Regions from separate parts of the Homo sapiens genome. Here region 2 is linked to region 1. Evidence: read pairs that join two places in POLR2A ChIA-PET (ENCODE). Cell type or tissue: PC-3. All regions are shown on one strand.

Evidence for each region. ChIA-PET counts read pairs that join two places held together with the same protein. Peaks named below come from ENCODE experiments on the same cell type or tissue, not always from the same donor. Only the 100,000 strongest peaks of a DNase experiment are listed, where the experiment ranks them.
Region 2: POLR2A ChIA-PET joins it to region 1 with 8 read pairs; 2 of 35 experiments call an interaction of 5 or more read pairs at or near these places.

Annotation. Positions count from the first base shown.
Region 1 is chr1:233,010,662-233,014,661 of GRCh38, reverse strand. All of the region lies in intron 28 of PCNX2 (pecanex 2), which reads left to right. Among named protein-coding and RNA genes, the nearest start is that of NTPCR, 62 kb to the right of the region's middle. In PC-3, no CTCF peak of the experiment used is centred here; no DNase peak of the experiment used is centred here.
Region 2 is chr1:233,259,847-233,263,846 of GRCh38, reverse strand. It overlaps PCNX2 (pecanex 2), which reads left to right. Exons shown (of 34, transcript NM_014801.4): 2 at 684-889; 3 at 1,682-1,802; 4 at 2,526-2,562. Among named protein-coding and RNA genes, the nearest start is that of PCNX2, 34 kb to the left of the region's middle. RefSeq lists enhancers at 2,211-2,290, 2,321-2,440. In PC-3, no CTCF peak of the experiment used is centred here; a DNase peak (open chromatin) is centred at 2,476; H3K27ac peaks cover 853 bases.

The DNA.
Region 1 (4,000 bases):
CCTGGGGGGAGAAGTTAGAATCTCTTAGGTACAGGCACCCACTTTCACATGTTTGACAGATTTTGTCAATCATTTCCTTTATTTTGAAGCTGGACTTATTATACTACTTTCAGATAGTTCTTTTCATAATAAATTATATTGGGCCTACATGAACATTTTTTTTGATCACTGCTCTTTTGGAGTATTCAATTTGGAAATATCATTCACGTGGAATAGTCAAGACCCAGGGATTCTGGATATAGGACCTTCTGTGTTACAGAAGTCCTTGCAGATTCGCTGGGAAGATTCAATGAAATCATGCCTATGAAGTGCCTAGCCCAGTACCTAACAGAGTTGCTGCTCAGTGTTAGGTCCCTTTCCCCTAATTGTCTTCATAAAAGAAAATCCTCACATCTGAGCTCTAGTCCAGACCCTACTTCACCCCGTCTCCTTGGAGCTTTGATGAATTGGATGCCCCTTCTGTTTTTCAAACCCTTTCTCTACTGGGTCTCTCCCCTCAGTGGGTAAATAGCTCACGTCTGTCTTTTTAAAGAACAGAAACAAAATCAAACTCTGCTGGCTCTTTGGCACCCTGTGTCACTCGGGTGATGTTGTCCACCAAAGAAACAGTACTCATGCCAAACTGCTCTTAAAATTTCATCAGTCAGCTTCAAATCACCCAAATCAGTGGCCATTGCACAGATGTCCCCTTTTTTAGCACTATGGGCTGTGGTGCTGAACTCTGTCTGCCCACAAAGTGGAATCACCTTGATGAGTGGTTCTCAACCCCACGTGCACGTTAAAACCTCCTGTCAGGCTTTTAAATATCCTGATTCCCAGGATATTTAATCAATTCCATCAGCACCTCTGTGGGTGGGACCACACATCCCAAGTTTCAAAAGCTCTCAGGTGATGTCAGTGGGCAGCCAAGGTTGAGAACACAAACCTAGGGAGCTTAGAGAAGAAAGGGGGCCTCTACTTAGCCTCTGCCCGTCTGGGATTGTTTCTACTTGGACTTGCTTCATTGTGTCTATATTATATTATTGATGGTGCTCTACAAAAGAGGTTCTTTTGATATTGACTTGAGTGAGTTTTGTGACGTTAGGTGGGATTGTAAGCTTGTTAAGGGCAAAACCCACCTGTCTATTTGTTTAGCAACTGTCACAGTTCTGGGCTGTCAGGTAACCAAGCCCAGGGAGCCTTGTTGACTGTGTTTCCAAATGTCCTTCTTGAAAGGGGCAGCTGTGAGTCTACACTGGTGGCAAGTTGTTGGGAGGTATCATCAAGTAAGAGTTGTGAATTGATAAAGGGTAAAGTGTGTGGCTGGCAGCGCTTTTCATTTTCCTCTGGAGGCAGTAGCCTGGAGTCACCAAGAGGGACAAGTAAGAACCAAGGGTAGTTAGGATTTGTGATATCAACTACTCTTTCAACTCCCACGTCTCAGAATTTCATGATCGTTTTTACAGGTGAGAAATACCAAAACTCTGACCCTTAAAGTCTCATGTTAATGCCTATTTTAGGCCAATCTCCTGGGGAGGAGCTGGCTGGCCTCTGGTCTCTCCCTGTCCTCTTACCTGACTCAGTCTCACACTGGACTCAGGGCATTCTCTTTGTGGCCATCTGGGACTAAGCTTGATGATTGCCGCAGGTCTAACAGATGACTCCTCTGTGGGCTTCATAAAACATTGTGATGTGGCCCCTAAGATCGGGCTCCTTATTAAACTGTAAGCAGAGAACAGTGTTTGAGAAGGGCTTCATAGGATCTTGCACTTGAAATCACAAAATGACTCTTGAGATATTCGTAGCACCTGGGAAGATGATTAAAATAAGCTCTTTTGTTGGATCAATTTGAAATGTTTTATAAACTTCAAGTTGCAAATATTATCTCAGTTCATATCTAAGGCATTTTCAAAAGCTTTTTCAGTCTTGTTCTTTGTGTAACTTGTTCAGATATTCCTGATCCAGGCGTTTCTTGTTTGGTCTGCCTTATTTCTTTTTCTTTAATTAAACACCATGCTTACCAGCTGCTTTTTTAAACTTTGTTTTGATGGAATTTCCTTTATTTCAGATAGTTTCTCATACTCAATGTCAACTCTACTTGCTGCAGACATGGTGATGAGGTAACTCTGGGGAGAATCCTCTCAGTATTCTAGGGAAACACTTGACTATTTGGGACTGGTTCACTTCACCGAGAGGTTCCACCACATAGAAAGATCCTCCAAGACGCTTTCCTTTCAGTTTTTTCACTTACAAAAGACAACTTCTTTTACATCCCACCCTAAGCCCATGGTCTGAAGTCATGAAGTTCTGACCTAGTTGGATATGCCTGGGGATTGGGGTGGAGGATGCAGTGGGAGGGGAGGTTGGAGCCTGGCAGGGCCCCACCGCTCTTCAACCAACAGCTGGGATTTCTATTGAATCTGCTAGGGTGCCATAAATAGTTTGACTTGAAAAAAATAGTCTACAGAGCTCAAATTTTACACATAATTTTTATAGATACTGTTTAGGGAAAAACTCTCAAACCATGTTTTTCCTCTCTTCTCACACAAAAACAACAGTCATCAACACAGAAGACTTCTGTGGCCCCAATATATGTGGGATTTCTTCCTGCAAGCAAGCACCACTTCTGTGGTGAACTGTCCTCCAGTTCACTTCTGACACTAACCAGAGATGGTGTCAGAACCCACAGGTTGAAGGTTGAGGCCCACAAGTCTGGGCCACCTGAACTTCTGACTGGCTTCTACATGAGGGGTCCCACAATTCCCTCTTTGGGGTCAATGAATTTGCTAGAGCAGTTCACAGAATCCAGGGAAACACGTTTACTAGTTTATTATGAAGGATATTTTAAAGGATACAAATAAACAGCCAGATGAAGAGATGCATAGGGCCAGGTCTGGAAGGGTCTCGAGCACAGGAGCTTCCATCCCTGTGAAGTTGGGGTGTGCCACTTTCCAGGCAGGTGGATGAATTCTTCTTCACCTTCCTATCTACCTGCACATGTTCAGCTCTCTAGAAGCTCCCAGAACTGTGTCCTTTGGGCTTTTTATGGAGCGTCATTGGTTGTCCATGATTAAAGCTTGGACAGCTGTGCAGAAATGTGATTGGACAAAAAGGGCATTACCTAAACCCAGCAAGGCTAGTCTGCTCAGATTCTTCTTGGCCTCTCTGTGCAGCATTCTTTTCTCCAGAACATGTGCACGTCCTGCACATGTACCACGGAACTTAAAATTAAAATTAATTTTTAAAATGGGGTTTGGTTTAGGTTTTCTATGAAACCACTGTTATGAAGGCAGGGAGTTTTCTTCTTTTCCTAGCTTGCTAAAGCTTTATCAAGAAAGGATGTTGAATTTGTATAGAATTGGGGGGCATAATTTGGGTGATATTATTCTTCTTCTTTAATATATTAATGTTGTATTACATTAGTAGATTTCCTCATGTTGAAACATGCTTACAATTCTGAAATAAGCTCTACTTGGTCATGATATATTATTGTTTTTATACAATGATGGATTCAATTTGCTAATCTTTTAGTATGATTATATTCATGTGCAAAGTAAGAATGGCTCATAATTGTGTGTTTGCATATGTGCTATATGGTTGTATAACTTTAAAATGGGGAGTATGTCCTTAGGTGTACTGTAGGAGACCCAACAAGTCATTGTTACATAGTTAGTGCTAAAGCACATCAGGTGATGGTGAACACTGACTCTCCAGGCAGGTCTTAAACATATGCTTCACTTGACCAATTTGTTGGGGGAAATGTCTTGACTTTACAAAACTGACATAGATTTGATGGATAGTCCTGAAGAAAGAAAAATATATGCATGCAAAATTAGGGAGGATGAGTACATTGAAATTCATCTTAAATGAGATGCCAAATGTAAGTGAGCAAAAGACTACCTTTATATAAATTGTCTTTAAATAAAATGTTGATATGTTATGGAGATGGAATGGGTTCATATGGATGTGACAAGAAGACACTTATATTTTTTAGATTTAAGGTTTGGGACATACCTTCTTG
Region 2 (4,000 bases), 250 kb before region 1:
TTGAAAACAAAATACATCTCTGGCCTTTAAGATGAGCTGCATAGGAAGATGCATTGGATTAGGCCATAGATAAGAGCTTATCAAACATGGAGGCCGGGTACAGTGGCTCACACCTTTAATCTCAGCACTTTGAGAGGTCGAAGTGGGCGGATCACCTGAGGTCAGGAGTTCGAGACCAGCCTGGCCAACATAATGAAATCCTGTCTCTATTAAAAATACAAAAATTAGCCGGGCATGGTGGTGAATGCCTGTAATCCCAGCTCCTCGGGAGGCTGAGGCAGGATAATTGTCTGAGCCCGGGAGGCGGAGGTTGCAGTGAGCCGAGATCTTGCCACTGCACTCAAGCCTGGGTGATACAGTGAGACACTGTCTCAAAAAAAAAAAAAAAAAAAAATGGAGAGGTTTCCTCGAATATATCTTTTGTTCTGTGGGGTTCCTGCCTGCAAATCAAATGTTGGTTATCAGTGCAACTACTACAGAACCTGAGAAACAAAAAAGACTTCAAAAAATAAAAAGCAGCTCTTTCTCCTCAAGTATTTTAACCAGGAAAACTTAAAAAATTAGTCTAATTTGAAATCTTGCCTAATTTATATTCAATAGATAGTCTAAAAATGCTTCCAGATTTAAAACAGAAAGAAAATCTTAAAAGCAAATGATTTTTCTCTGTCTTTTCCTTTCTTCAGGCTTTTCCTCCAAATGCGATCATTGTATTTTTCTACTGCAGTGCAGTGACTATATTCTTCACAATAATCAAACTGGTCAGTTATCGCCTACACCTCATGTTTGACAAAGGAGAAGTAATTCAGCAAAAGCCCTCCAGAAAGGAAGAAAAGCCAAATAAAGACAAGGAGGCCAAAGGTGAACACATAACTAATCACAGAAATCCAAGGTAATATTTTCAATTAATGTGACACTTCAAAATGTAAATGTTTTGCTCTTGATTAAAATAAGTTTTTTATCAGTGTTTATGAAATTACTAGTATAGGCAGACAGAAATATATGCATTTTTCTTATATTTCAGCATATACTTAAGCATAAAATTGATATTCATAATCAAGATGGTTTAACTGGCTTCCCAATAAATGTCTTTTTGGGAAGTCAATATGACCTTCTCATAAGATCTAGAATTCATTTGCCTTAGGCTTAGCACTGCAAAAAATTTCCCTTCACTGCTTTTAATGTTGTTATTTAAATGCTTAGAGCATGCCAGAGTATTTTAAAGAACAGCATTTGTGTTTGTTGATATAAAAGTAATACATTACATAGAACTGAAATATTAAGAGTAATTCTTGAGTTAGCATTCTTTTCACCATTCTTGTATTATTTCTTATAGCTCCTTAAGATAGCATGTCCTCTAATTTAAAAATAATGTTTATTATAAGATTTATCTGCTGCAGATGGTGGCTTATGCCTGTAAACCTTGCATTTTGGGAGGTTGAGGTGGGAGGATCACTTGAGTCCAGGAGCTTGAGGCTGCAGTGAGCCATGATCGTGCCACTGCATTCCAGTCTACCCAGACAGAGCGAAGCCCTGTCTCTTAACAACAACAAAAAAAGATTTATATGTAAGGAATATAACAAAATGGACTCTAGGAAAAAAAGTTTTTAGACTAGTACTAAAAGAGTCATGCTTCTGTTTGATAATATCGCTCACTGCTCTTGTGTTTCTCATGTTGGGTTAGCAATAATAGGCAGATTCACAATGGCAAAAAGGAAGAGGCCAGTCGAAACCTCTCCACGCCTCCCCTCCGCTGCAGCTCCAGAGGGCAAAGCATAACCTCTCATCACTCTTCTGGGCCATTGGTTAGTGGTCTTCTTTCCTGTTTCACCCTCTTCATGTGATTTCGATGTTGATCTCACCTAGAATGGGAGTGTTCAGCAGCAGTGATTGTAGCTTGCATGCTGTAATCACTGGCCCGTGTACAGTGGAATATCACATCCCAGGGTCTGGAAATGGCCTGAAGGGTGCCCTTGGGACCATAAAATAAATGCCCAGTCGTGTGTTCAAAGCACACTCTCTGGCCTTCCCTGCCGTCCACCTGCGCTGCTGGGTCAACCACACTGGGCAGAGAACCAATATGTAGGCCTTTGCTTCTTTCTGTTGTCATTCATTTAAGTCATCATATCTGCAGTGCCTTCCACCTGAAATGGATATCACCTCTGCTTTCCATTTTAAATCACACTTGTCTTTTTGGGAAGTCAATAAATCACCTTTTTTCTAGATTAACTTTGTTGAGCTCCATTCACTATAGTGTAAGTAGTGGCTTCTTCCTTCTTTGCTTACTTTCTTAGTAGCAAATCTCCCTTTGTCACAGTACAGTTGTCTCGGTTGAATGTCCACATTTACATATGTTTGTATCCATTCTGGGCCCCATTTTATAGAAGCTTAAGGAGAGTGAACACTGTATTGTCTCTCCCCTACATGCCATTTAGAAAATCAGTGACTGCTGTCAGTTATTGCCGACTGTCTGGAAATGGACGGTCAGCTGAGTCATCTATTGATTTTTGTTTCTTTCATTTGTGTAGGAGTTGTCAGCACAGGAAACTGTAGAAGATCTCAAAGGTAAACTGTTAATCATTTATATTTTATCACAGCACTATCCTCAGTGAAGTGAGAAATATTTTTATAAAACAGAATGCCAGTGGATTAATTGAAAATAAGAACTATACCTAAGACTGCATAGTTATATTTTGACTTTGTTTCTTTAACTCTTAATTTTAATTTTTTCTCATCGGTATTTGTATATCAAGTCTTAATTCAAATTGTGATATTTTGTTGATCATAATTCATTGTCATTTCTCCAGTCTATGCCTCATTTCATATGGCTTATAAAGAGCAGACATATAAGTTTTTTATTGATGATAAATTATCATCCATATAAAAATTTGTATTATAGCATATACATCAAAAAATGACAGGATAAATTGTACAGCATTCTGCATATCTGCCTTTCTTTCAAGTTACAGATTTTGTTTTGGGGGATCTTTCTTTTAACTTAAACAATTTTTGTTTTACATTTTTACTAACTTTTTTTTTTTTGTCTTTTGACTACCTGCAGAAGGCTTAGAAAAGATCTTTTGGAGGCCTGAATTAATTCCTTCCTTTCTCTGCAATTCTATTTTCTTTTCCACTACTACAAAGACAAATTTTGTGCACTATTTCAATTTTGAAAATAATGTAAAGTTTAATTCGCTCTAGAAAATAGCTGAAATTAGCACCATAGCCCTGAACCCCTAAAATGAAGTTTCTTTTTTCATCATTCAGTTGTATCCCATTATAACAATATGTAAAGGATTATCCATATTTTTTCTATATTATTGCTACTGAAATAAATTCACATGAGTTAGACTTCTAATATTTTAGTTGCACGTACAGCTTCATAACAACGTTACTTTATGTGTTTTATATACACATATACAAGCACATACCTTTTTCTTCATATGAAACATATTCTTCCAGATTAGGTGTGCTATAATAATCTTACATACTTTGAATATCTGGTCTGGCCTTTTAATTTCACCATTCCAATTAAAACAATAATTTTCTATTTTTTACTTGTACTAAGAATTGCAGTAGAAGTTTTACATACATTATTTCATTCTGAGTCATAGTATGTAAAATGTACAGGTAGCATTTAAACCCATACCTGGCTACTAAATCCAGTGTTTCTTAGCAACACTGCAGTAAAGCAAAGAATTCTGTTTTTTCCTTAGTCAAATCTTATAAAAGATACCATCCTAGTTGGTGGTGTTCTACAGTATTTTAGGGGATTTGGTTCCAGGACCCCCGTGGATAACAAAATCTGTGGATGTTGCTCACGTCTCTTATATAAAACAGCATAGTATTTGCTTGTAACCTACACACATCCTCCTGTATACTTTAAATTATCTCTAAATTATTTATAATACCTAATACAATGTAAATGCTATATATATAGTTGTTATACTGTATTGCTTTTCATTTGTTTTATTTTTATTGTTGTGTTTCAAGAATAATTTCA